Regions from separate parts of the Homo sapiens genome. Here region 1 is linked to region 2. Evidence: chromatin contacts called from ENCODE Hi-C or POLR2A ChIA-PET data. All regions are on one chromosome and are shown on one strand. Each heading gives the region's core, a stretch centred on a gene start or an enhancer-like site at or near the end of the contact. The rest is flanking DNA. Distances are from core to core; before and after follow the strand shown. Region 1 holds the start of PRICKLE2-AS3 (PRICKLE2 antisense RNA 3). Region 2 overlaps PRICKLE2 (prickle planar cell polarity protein 2).

Region 1 (6,721 bases), core at 1,375-3,874, 36 kb after region 2:
TTCTCTCTCAACACACGTAGAATTGCCAAGTGGTTGGCAAACTTAGTTGGTTGGCACTGCAGCTTTTTTCCCTGGTTGCCTCTCTAAGGCTATGATTCTTGCAATAACTTACATAATGATGGAAGAGAAAGGAGACTATAATACAAGCCCAAATGTTAGGGCCTACATGTTAGATATTGTCCTTGGGAACATACAGAGATTAAGTGTTCACAATTTTGATCATCAACCCTGAGGAAATTATTACCTTCTCACCAAACACTGGATCCAGTGAGGATGGAGACACCACCTCTTTTTTCCTAACACCCTTTGGCAAGAGTCAGAAAGGTTTCTCAGGACCCCAGGATTGTAGGGAAGTTAATGTTTACAGACCCCCCCTAGATTGCTGCTAGAATTTTTGGTATCTTTCAGTAAGTTAGGAAAAGACAGCCTCCCAACTAAGAATTAGAAAAAGTCAGTCCCCAAGCTAGATTATCTGATAAAAGTAATGGCAAAAACAGCAATTACTTTTGTACCACTCTAATAATTGCCATAGCAATAACAACTACCACCACTGTTTACTGAGTGCCAACTACGTGTTAGGCACTGTCCTTGGGAGCTTAGAGATTATGAAATGAGCCAGTCTGTGGAACTCATTTTCTTGTGCCATCCATCTGGATGTTGATGAGTTTCTACCCCAAATCTCCTTTTCATTGTGCATGATTAATACTGAGCAGTTCTTTCTGACAAAAGCTTGGCAAAAGACTTAGCTACTCCCTGAGGCAATTGATGAAACCTTAGGAAGCCTCCACCATTGGCATGGGAGGAAGCTTGCCTTCCTGTTTGCTAAAGAGTAACTTCATTCATTCATTTATTCCATCACTTTATCGAGGTATCAACATATAATAAATCACATGCAAGTATACAATTTGGTAAGTTCCAACATATGTATGTACCCATGAAAGCATCAACATAATCAAGATAGCAAATGTACCTATCACCCCCAGAACTCTTGTCAATCCTTTTGTCGTTCCTCCCTCTCATTTCCCCATCCCCAAGTAACCATTGATCTGCTTTCTGTCACTACAGATTAGTTTGCATTTTCTAGAGTTTTATATAAATGAAATCACATAGTGTGTACTATTTTGCCTGGCTTCTTTCATTTGGAATAATGATTCTCAGACTCTGATTCACTTTGCATAGATCAACAGTTCATTCACTTTTATTGTGAAGTAGTAGTATACTATATAGATATAATACAATATGTTTATCCATGTACCTGTGGATAGACTTTTGAGTTATTTCCAATTTTTGACTATGGAAAAGAAAACTAAGAGCAGCCACTTTAAAAACCCCAAATGTTTAAAACATTGTTTCATTTAATTTTCACAACTATGCTGTAGTTAAGTACTGACATCCTTGTTTTTCAGAAGATGAGATGAAAGTTTGGGGAGGTGAATTAACTTGGCCAATGTTGGAAAGCAGCACAGCTAAAATTTGAACACAGAGCTAGTTATCATCGAAGCTTAGACTCTCAAACACTTATGAGCCCAGAAGGATAGTTACTCAAAAGACAGAAGTTATCGGAGGCCAGCACAAAGCCTGATGTCTGCATGGGTCTTCCATGAGACACTTTCTACATCTACCTTTGTATGGCTCCAGGCCACCTAAAGCAACATATAAAGACTGGTGTTGGAAAGCTCCAGTTTTTGATTGGACCTGGAAAACTGCCATATTGAAATCACACCTATACTAACAGCTTGCACATATGGGTACTTAATAAACAACTGTTGAACGAATAAATGGCTGAATGCACAAATAAATGCATAAAGGAAGGCACAGGCAGATAAATAGATTGAGGAAGGAAGTTAGTTACTTGCTGATTTGGTGGTGGATTAATCCAATCATCCCATGAAATTACTCAAAATATCTCCTGCGTCATAAGGCAGAGGAGATCATCTTGATACTACATTAACTCTCACACCAGGCTACAGTGTAGACTGCCCAGTCAGCAGAAAGGGTGTGCAGCTGTGAATTTATGCAGGAAGTCTAAGTAAGAGGCCAAGTCCCAAACTTTAGGACCCCAGAGTGAATTTACTGTAAAGGTTGGAGATACCTGTCTTGAAAGCTAGAACTCCAATGGCAGGTCTCTCATCCTGCATTTGCAAATGAGCCTTGGCCTTTCTAGGCCTCATAATCTGCACGCAAGCCTTGACAAGTCCCTGCTGGTGGAATCTGGCCGTGTTGCTGCTGACTTCATCTGGCAGAGGCCCTGAAGCCTGGGAACCCAGGTTCTAGTCCCAACTCTGACAGCTCCGTTGAAAACAAGTTTATTAACAGGCAGTTTTAGTGAAAGCTGCACACACAGGCATATTTCCCATTGCCATCTGATGACATCAGTGTATTTCTGGAGCCAAGATAAATACAGCATTGTTCATGTGACTAGCTTCCCAAGAAGAGTGAGGTGGACTGCTCTGAAGCCTCCTCCTGCCCTGCCCCCTTCTTCCCTCCCTTCCCAACTCATCTCTCAAACTGCATTGAAAACACCGAGGTGAGTGACAGTGAAGGCTAACTAGGAGATGCAGCTTAGGGGGAATTTAATCCAATTCAGTTGGAGAGACATGCATCTCCCTGTACCATGAAATTCCATTTTGATCTCAGCATGTGCTGATGGAGTAATGAAATAAAGACAACACTCTGCAAATGGCTGGTGAGTCTAATGATGGTTTTTATGGGGGTTTTAGAAGGGCTATTAGATTGTGCATTCCTTTCCTATAAGCCAAAACCACCCAGCAGACCTTGGGAGATGAACCATTTTATCATTCTTCTCTCCCTTCCCCCAGCATCTGCCAGCCTTTGTCCCTCCTGGTATAAATAGCTTCTCACATAAAAGAGCAAACTGTCAGTAGCCTGAAAGCTAACGGTAAAGCTGGACGCCTGGCACTGTGGCCCCAGCCGGGTGGTGGTGAGTCACAGCTGTATAATTCACGGTCCTGCAGTAAAAGGTATCAGCGCATGCTCTAGGTTAACAGGCCAGAAAGGGAGCTGAAGAAACAGGGCCAATGAAAGACTTTTAAAAGCATCTTGAGTTTTCCTTTAACAATCAGCCTTGTATTTGGGTGATATCCAGGGCATGCCAGTCAAAGGCAAAAAGACAGGAATGGGATTGGGTAGCTTCTGGGGCACACCCTTCATCCGTATCTGCACGCAAATCTGCTTCAGTGTCTTGGAGATTCAAATAATGATTCTGATGAGGACAGCAGCTACCATTTGCTGAGGACCTATTTGGTGTCTGCTTTGTCCTAGGATCCTTACAAAGATGAATTCACTTCTTCTCTGTTAGCTACTTTAGACTTGGGCAGAAGCATCCCCGTGTTACAGCTAAGAAAACTGATGCTTGAGATGCCCAAGGTTACAGAGTTAAGTGATGGAGTCTAGATGTGGCCTCATCTATTCCTAGCAATGTGGCTTTTCCATTAGCCAACAGTAATGGCTCTCAAGCTTTGTCATGCATGAGAAACACCTAAAAGCTTTGTTGAAACAGATTGTTGGGCTCCATCTTCAGAGTTCTGGTTTATTTGGTCTGGGGCAAGTCCCAAGAGTCTACATTTAACAAGTTCCCAGGTGATACTAGTGCTACTGGTATGGGAACCTCGTTTTGAAAACCACGGGACGAGGCAGACCAAATCTGGGTAATCAAGCCATCATTCCATGTAAAGTCCCAGCTCAAATGTCACTTCTGCAGAGAGGCTTCTCTTAGCCATCCAATATAAAGTAGATAGATTCTCTAAATCAGGGGTCTGTGTTTCAAATCAGGCCCCCTTCCTGTTTTTGTAAGTAAAGTTTTATTGTCACATGACCATGCCCATTTGTTCACCTATTGTCCAATGCCTGCTTTCACATTACAACATCAGAGTTGGGTATTTGCCACTGAGACTGTACAATCCATGAAGCCTATATTTACTATCTAGATCTTTACAGACAAAGCCTGTCAACTCCTTGCTCCAGATCATATCACCCTTTCTTATTGCTTTGTTAATAGACGTCGGTCTCTGAATGTGTCTTGTTATTCAGCTATTAAGTTGTCTGCATCCTTCACTAAACTGTCAGCTCCACAAAGGCAGAAGTACTTGCTTTTCTATTCACAGCTGTCCCCTAGTGCCTAGGAAAGTACTTGCCATATAGTTGGCACTCAAAAAATATTTGCTGAATGAATGTCACTATTGAGTGCCCAGGTACGTGACGCTGTCTGTACCAGTAACATGAGAGCCCCTGGAGGAAGTACAGTAAAGCCAGGGTAAGAGAGTGAGAAGAGATAAGGATAAACAGAGATTGTCGATAGGGAAACAAATCTTTGAAGCAGGGCCATGCTGCTTCCTGCAGTGGTGGGGAAACTGGAGGTGGGGAAAAGATGAATTCCTTAGTCACTAAGGTCAACCTCAGATTAGGAGAAATTTCCCATCCCTAAGAATGAAAGAGACTGTGTGACTCATGCTGTTCCCCTCCTCCAACTCACACCAAGTCTGCTTTCTTGGATCTGATTCCCTGAGTGGAGCAATGTGCATGCTCTTCACTGTGCATGAGGAAGGGGTGGAGGAGGAAAAGCCCACACGGGCACTAGAGTCAGACAAATGGCTGGTTCAAGTGCTGTCTTTGTCCCTCGCTGACTGCGGCATCTTGGTCAAGTTTCTGATCCTGTGAGCCTCAATGATTTCAATGGAGAAATAGAAGATTTTGTACCAAGGATTAAATGGGACTGTTTATTCACGCAAACCCTGTTTATTAAATGGCTAGCATGTGCCCAGCATTATTTTTGGTACTGAGCATAGAGTGGTGAATAAGACAATGTCCGTCTCTAACAGACTCACATTTTGGAAGGTAGTATGGACATAAATAAATGTAAGTAGAGTACTAGCTATGAATTTAACATATGGAAGATGTCACCTCTGTAGTCAAATGGGGGCTCTCTGTTGCCCTATGTGCACCTGGGGCAGAAACATCAAGGGGATGGATGATTAAGTGCCTCCAATTTTCCAGGGGCAAGCAAGGTAGTTGGACTGTCCTGCCTTCATGTCCAGGGATGTCTTGGCAAGCACCGAGCACTGCATGGGCTCCATTCGTGTCTCCCCAGTCTGCCAACACTCTCCCCAAATTCTTTGTGCACAAAGTTGGTACTGATTTTATTTCACTTCTGAGTTTCACTCAAATGAATACGTTAACTTCTGTAACAAATGAGATCTCTGCATAGTAGGCTTCTTCAGTAACAGCTCAAATACTGCCTCCCCAGAGACGCCGGACCTGACCCATCGGGCTAAATTAGCCAATCCCCCCAGCACCCTGCTCCACATCAATGATCTCTGAAGCTGTTTTTTTGTTTTGTTTTGTTTTGTTTTTATAGGATACATTAAGTGAGAAGCAACTTGTAAAGCACCCAGGAAAATATCTGACACATGTAAGAGTTTTCTAAATATTTACAATCCTATTCTTAACATCACTATGTTTTTTTAAAAAAAATCACAACCTGAAATTATCTTACTTATTTGTTTTCTAATTATTTGTCTTTACTCTTCACATAACTACAGTGCAGTAGAAACCTTAAGTCTCTTGTTTACTGTTTTGTCCCCAGCGCCCAGAACACTGCCTGACACATAGTAGGTATAAAATAAATATCCTTAAATAGGTGAATGAGTGAACAGAAAAAGCCCAATGGCCATTTCCTTTTCACCCAATTTTCTAGCATGCTCTCTGATTTATTCCTTGGACTCTCATGGGGAAAATCAAGTGGAATGCTGCCAAGAAGCCCATAGCCAAACCATTACAGACAGGTACTAACAAGGTTCCAACTGGCAGAGAGGCCAAATCAAGGAGCCTCTGCTGACCTGTTGATCCCCTAAGAGAGATGTGTAGAATATTCTTTGTGGGAAGACTCCCTTTGCACTCTGAGAAGCCTACAGAAAATTCCCCAAGGACTCATTCCTCCCAGGTCTGAGGACTGTGAGGCTGCAGGAGATCTCAGGCACCAAGGAAGGTGGGTGGCAGAGCTCAGTACTTCAGCAGATAATCCCAAAGCCTGCTTGGGGCATTAGAGGATTCAGAATCAAGAGGCTCCATCTGGGGCCCTGAATAACTTCCACAGGCTCCACAGAGCCAGAGAACTCCACTGGGACGAACTTGTATCTTTATAACAATCCCACAGCAGAAGGCCTGGGAAACAGAAAGGTTCCCATATTGGCAGAATTCAAAATTACCTTATGAAAACCTTTTGAGAAGGCTGAGAAGGACTCTAGGATTGCTACAAACCCTATGCTTAATCCGCCTTCTCCATCTCCACGTAACCTCCCTCTTTCCCGGAAGCCAAACGTTCCTTCTGCTCCTCTTTGAGCTGACTCAGGGCAATAGTAATTAGTTAGTCACATACTACTATTTCACAAGAAAGATGGGAAGGAAACAACTGACTTATTGAGCAACTTCTACGTGCAGACAGAGGGCCAGGAGCATTATAAGCACTCTCTCATCCATGGCCAGATCAGCCCTGTGATCTCCAGGTCTAATAGTACCGGCTCCAAAGTCAGGTTGTCTGAGATTATATCTGTCTCTGCTACTCATTAGCTGTGTGATCTTGGGCAAGTTATTTAACTCCTCTGAGCCTTGCTTTACTCACCCTACGGTGAAGACAGGAAGAGTAATTACTAAATAATGTTGGTTGAGTATTAAATGAGACAATGCATGCAAAGTGTTTAAAAGG
Region 2 (5,818 bases), core at 2,722-5,221:
CCAGCATGTCCTGTCATGGCCAGTGACGAGCTCCTTTTGGGGTTGCTGAAGTGCTTGCCCCACATTTCGGGCTGGGCCCCAGCCCCTTGCCCTCCTGGACTGTAGGAAGTTCTGATGTTGCACTGGCTGAGGAGCTGCAGAGGGCTCTGGGTCTGGTTCTGCTCCATCTTGTTCCCATAATGGTAGGGCTCTTCCCGGCTCCTCCAGATGGGGTCCCGGTTGAGGCTGGGTGTCTGGCTGGACAGGCTGAGCATGTCCATCTGCAGTGACAGGGGGTCTACGTCGGCTGACAGCCGGTTAGAACTCACTTGCAGCTGGCTGTGCTGGTTCAGCATGGGCTCCTCCGTCTTGCCCTTGTTCTTGCCAATTTTGGCACTGCGCCGGGACTCCTTGGCCCTGGCGTTCTGGAAGGCGGAATCAGAGGAGTCAGAACCATTGGGGTCTTCCCCAGCACTGCAGGCCCGTGAGCAGAATATCTGGCCCTGCTTCGGGAGGAATGGCCGCCCCAGGAGGGATTTCTTGCAGTGAGCACAGCAGAAACAGGTCTCAGTGGCATGCCAGTGTTGGCCATCATAGGTCATTTGACCTTGGTCGATACCTAAAAAAATGAGAGACATTGGAGAGGCTGATGAGCTGCTCAGAGCTCTGCACTGGGACGTGAAACACATAGCACCTTGGTTTGTCTCAGGATTCCAGGTGCGGCAGGATAAACTGTCAATAAATCAACAATCAGACCCTTATGTAAATGGTATTCACGTCCTATTACGAGAAGTCCTTGTTGTACCAGTATGCGCCTTAACTCATTTGCTCCAAGCACAAAGACTCTAGGTTAAAATGGCTTGTCTATGAATCCTTCTGCCTGGGACACATTTCCCCCTGACAAATAGCAATAGTAATATTAACGTATGATCATGTACTGCTTTAAGAGCTTTATATATGTAAACTCATTTAATCACTCAGCTCCTTGAGCTAGCTTTCTAATATTATTTGCAGTTTTCACATGAGAAAGTAGAGGCAGATGAGGCTAAGTAACTTGGCAGGGTAACATAACTAGGAACCAGAGACGAGATCTGTACCCAGGAAGTCTTATTCTCAACCATGACATTGACACTATCTCCTTCACTCTAGTTAGGCATCTGCTCAAAAGCCAACTCCTCTGAGAAGTCTTCCTATCCACACTAAATAGTGATTCTCCATTACTCTCCACCCTTACCTGCTGGAGTTTTCTTGATAGCATTAATACCGCTTTACATTACAACAGTATATACATGCATCTGTTTATTATTTCTCTCCCCCGCTAAAAGTGAAGCTCTATGAGGACAGACTCATTGAGTTTCTACAGCATCTCCAGGACCTGGAACATGGCCTGGTGTATGACAGGGCTCTTTGTGTGTAGATAGATCGAGTGAATCCCATTACTAGCATATGCTATTCCAATGGGTAAGTCACAGCAGCAACTCAGTGGATGCTATGGTGAATGTTTTCTTCAGAACTCCTAAGTTTAACACCTAAATCCTAAAGTGATGGCATTAGGAGATGGAGCTTTTTGGGAGGTGACTAGGTCATGAGAGTGGATACCTCATGAATGAGATTAGTGCCCTTATAACAGAGGCCCAAGGGAGCCTGTTTGCTCCTTCCACTATATGATGACTCTGCCAGAAAGTATCATCCAGGAAACAAAAAACAGGCCCTCAGCAGACACTGCATTTGCTGGTGCCTTGAGTTTGAACTTCCCAGCTTTCAGAACTGTCAGCAATACATTTCTGTTACTCAGAGGCCACCCAGTCTGTGCTATTCCGTTAAAGCAGTCTCAACAGACTTAGTGGGAAATAAAAATGTGGATTTCAACTCTTGTTAAGGAAAAATCTGCTTTCGGTAAAGAAAAACCTAGACACGGTATTGCCAAAGCTACTGCCCCTCTGGGAGCGTAAGTACCCTTTGCTTAATTTCATCAGGGAAGGAAGAGGTACGATTCCTCCCTGTGACAGGCCTGCGCCAGGTTTATATAGCCTGGCCACACTGCGTACTAAGGGAGCCTCCCACAGCCCCAGGGGTTCTGCCTTCTCATCATCTCTGCCCTCTTCTGGTTATAGGACTTCCTCTCCCTGTGGGACACCATTTCCCTGCCATCTTCAGGCCGTGAGCTTTGGGTGGGGCAAAAGCTGATCTGGGGCCCAACATAGGCCAGCAAAAAAAATCTGCTCTCCTGGCACCCAGGGACTGATTCAGGGGTGGGCAAGTGACCTGCACTAAGCCAACACCTCTCATTGCTTTTTCTAAGGCAGGACTTTTGCTAAGGCAGTCACACAGCAGGCTCTTTTTATAGCAGCAGTAAAACTGGCAGAATGGAAACTGGGAGCTGCTGGGGCCCCTTCCCGTGGGGAGAGCCTGCTGGGAATATAGCCTCAAGCTATGACTGTAGGGTGGACCAGGACCCCTGCATTCTCCTGATGCGTAATGATACACGGCTTCCCAGAAAAAGGGACTAATGTGGCCTTTATCTTCAGTGGCTGAGAGTTCCTGAGCCTGGACTTTCAAGGAAGAACTTCTGGAGACTTGTCTAAAGAGGCAATGAACCAGAAATTAGGGAGAAGAAGAGAATTGCAAGAACAAAAGGCCACCGGCCCAAGCAGCCTACCTTTCTCCTCCCTGACTCACTTTTGTGTCAATGGAGCCCAGGGAGAGAGGAATGAGGGCAATTCTTCTCGTATTAGCTCTTTCCCAAACTATGGGGTTCTCTTTTCATTTTGAAACCTGGCCTTAGAGACTAAGAGGGGATTTTTTTTTATAGGGATAGGAGCAGCCACAAGGGTCACCCCAAGTGGGAGACAGGAAACTGTGTGAATCAACTGAATCAACTCCATCTTTTTTTTTTTTTTTTTTTTTGAGACGGATCAACTCCATCTCTTACAGCACCAGTGCTCCCCAGCAGAGTGAGAAATAACCAGCTGGGGCGGGGCTAGAAACAGACAACCCCGAGCGCCGTGGACACTTCCTCCCCAGACCCTTGGGAGAAAGCTGAGGCAGACATCACAGGGACATGGGACTCTGTAGTAGTTAAGCATAAGCCTTCAGGACTCTGATGAACACAGGTTCAAATCCCAGCTCCATCCCACAGCAGCTGGTTGTAAAGATGCTGACGGCCATCTGCTTGGGTTCAAATCTTGACTCTGCTGCATTCCAGCTGTGTGACCCTAGGCAAATTGCTTCATTTCTCTTTGTTTTGGTCTCCCCATCAGTACAATGGGGATAATCATAGTACTTGGTAATGGAGTTAACATGCATGGAGTGCTGAGAACTGGGCCTACTGACCACTCTTCTTTTATTGCGTTAGGTCTGAAAGCCTGCCTCTCTCTTCGCTGAGGGTCACTGCCCAGATGCATTCCAAGAAATAACTAGGAGGCTGCTCTGTCTCTCCTGCCCTCTCCCACCCTCCTTCTTCCTCCTCCTTCTTCTCACTCCCTTTCTCAAATGCCAAGAGTGCAGAGAGCTCATGATGGCATCCCTGGGTCCTTTGGTGAGCTCTAATCAGCACAGCATCCAGAGCAGCTGCGGCTATCCCCACTCCCTGTTAGAGGTACACAGGAAGTCCAGTCCCTCTGGTCTGTCTGCCACCAGCTGCTTCTCCAAGCTTTGGCAAGCACACATGCTCAGATGCAGCAGCAAGGGCCTAGTTCCTCGGGATGGGGGCCTCATGGAAGGAAGGGCTCAGTTTGGGAGAGTGGAGGGGAGGCATATCATAAAGCGGCCTGGCAGGCAGCAGAACGTGGTCCCCGATAAACATCGATGTCAGATGGTCCTCTGAACTGCTCCTGAACTCTAAACATCTGGAAAAGGGCTCTGCTGTTCGACATCTAAGCGTTCTTTTTTTATTCCTTCTCTAAGCCCTTTAAGTACTTCTTGGAGGGTGTGTGTGTCTACTGCTGCCACAGCCTCGGTCTGTTTATAGGACTGTTTACTCTGCTGTGCACAGGCAAAAGTACCGTTGCCCTAGCAACGGCTGCCTGACGCAGGGCCTGCTCTGAGCGGCTGTATAAATATGGAATATTTGTACAGTATGGTCAGAGGTAAAGCACCCAGTGACTGAGGTATGCATGCTATATAGAGTGTGCTCTTTCACTGTCACAGGAAAATTATGTTTGGTAAAAAAGTGGATTTAAAACAAACATTAGGGACAGCATTTTAACTACAGCAGCAATAATACTGCAGGCCACCATGGTCACCTTTTCTGATAAAACACTGACACCCTTTAATGGATTTAATAGGAAAGGAGGAGAGAATGCCAATAAATGTGCTGGGCAGCCAAAGGGCGAAAGAAAGAGAAGAAAACCGAGGGGCCATCTGAGGTGTACATGCTGCAGCAACAGAGAGATTTTTTCTCTCTGCCAAGTACTGAGCAAAAATTCTAAGTGGCAGTTTCTGGAGAGGCTCTTAGCCTCCAAGGACAGAAACAGGAAAAACAGAAATATGGATGGGAAGGGGTATTGTTGCCATGGGCTGGTATTCTGCACACATGGCCCCTCTCATCTGAGCAAGTGTGCACTTGCAGACTTGAATCCTCGGTTGGGCAATACTGAGTCAAGACATTGCACCATTTTCCCTGACACTGTCCTACCTCTCCCCTTCCACACACGTCTTGTCACTTGTCACAACTGATCTTCGCATTTCCTAACTCTTAGCAAAAAGAAGGTTTATCTGTTTGACTACTTTGATCTTGTGAGACATGAAAGCTCCTGGGTACTGAGTTGAAGCAACAGGCTGTGAGAGGGGTGAGGTTTTTAGGGGTTAGGGGATGGGAAATTTGCCATCACCTAAGCCCCCAGAAGGAAATGCAGCTGAACAGAGGTCTTCACAGCAGAGCTTAAGCCCAGGCCTGAGCATGTGGGACAAGAATGCCCAATGACAAAGCACCGTTGAGCACACGCTAGCTGTCTTGTCCACAAAGCCAGGGTTTTTATCAGCACACAGAGCTCTCCAAATACTAGCTAATTTTTTTATTTGAATACATCACTTCTTATGAACCAAGAAAACAAAGCCACTTTTTTTGGTCCTGATAAAACCTTTTAAGTGGGGCAAAATGGGCTCCAAAATGGATTATCTCTGTATCTCCTCACTCTAGGTAAGAAATCGGCAGCTTCTGAACAGACTTCTTGGGATTGCACAAGCCACTGGATGATCTGGCTGTGATCTCACAGACATTCAGCCACTGCCAACTTTTTTATTCCCTCCAAGGTTGGCTCCTTCCCAAGGTGCCAGAAAAGGCAAGTTGAATGAAGAAGCCACAATGCAGTATGATCTGGAACAGCGTTAAAGGGTTGAACAAATTGGGTATTTGCAGAGGGAAAATGATTTTCACCATCTCAGATCTGCCACTTATTGGGGGAGTTAATAGTTTATGGACTATTTGAAGTTCATTTGCTTTGCATTTGGCTGGAGTAGCTTTTGCTATTTTTTTTTTTTTAAAGACATACTTGCCAGAAGCCACTGGGTTTCCTTGACAATCCCTCTCCACCAAGAGACCACTTTGGTTCCTCCTCTGCAAATCCCCAACTTGTCCCAAGGAGGCTATGGAAGATATCTGTTTAGATTTTCCTTCTGAGCTTCCCCCACTGCCCTGAGCCTCGGTTGTGGGACTGTATGGCACATAGTCCCCACTTGGAGGTGGGCCCTTGACCAAAGCAAGGCTGAAAAGATTCTTATTTGGAAGAACTGACCTGAAAACTGGAAGAGACACAGTTCCTCTCCTTTTGAGAATGCAAATACTAAGACTAGTATCACTAGTGAGTCATCTCGACCATTAGGTGAAGACAGCTTCTCC

The links. A loop is a pair of places that touch in the nucleus more often than their neighbours do. ChIA-PET counts read pairs that join two places held with the same protein, here RNA polymerase II (POLR2A). Pooled maps may share reads with other maps.
Region 1: a map of heart right ventricle shows a loop between it and region 2 (1.9-fold over the local background). The contact joins the promoter of PRICKLE2-AS3 here to the enhancer-like site in region 2. A Hi-C loop is called at or near these places in 8 of 168 maps with a recorded cell type or tissue (PC-3, PC-9, endothelial cell of umbilical vein and 4 more), 1 of 37 single-sample maps with no recorded cell type and 6 of 50 pooled maps. POLR2A ChIA-PET finds 5 or more read pairs at or near these places in 9 of 52 experiments (A549, AG04450, HEK293 and 5 more).

Annotation. Positions count from the first base shown.
Region 1 is chr3:64,184,920-64,191,640 of GRCh38, forward strand. It overlaps PRICKLE2-AS3 (PRICKLE2 antisense RNA 3), which reads left to right and starts at 2,625. Exons shown (of 4, transcript NR_046702.1): 1 at 2,625-2,686; 2 at 5,375-5,428. All of the region lies in intron 2 of PRICKLE2 (prickle planar cell polarity protein 2), which reads right to left.
Region 2 is chr3:64,147,105-64,152,922 of GRCh38, forward strand. It overlaps PRICKLE2 (prickle planar cell polarity protein 2), which reads right to left. Exons shown (of 8, transcript NM_198859.4): 7 at 1-598. Among named protein-coding and RNA genes, the nearest start is that of PRICKLE2-AS3, 38 kb to the right of the region's middle. RefSeq lists a silencer at 3,849-4,143. Within about 2 kb of position 3,972, at least 16 of the 41 ENCODE cell types and tissues checked have a DNase peak (open chromatin) inside an H3K27ac peak, as active enhancers do; they include heart right ventricle and prostate gland, where a contact is called at or near this core.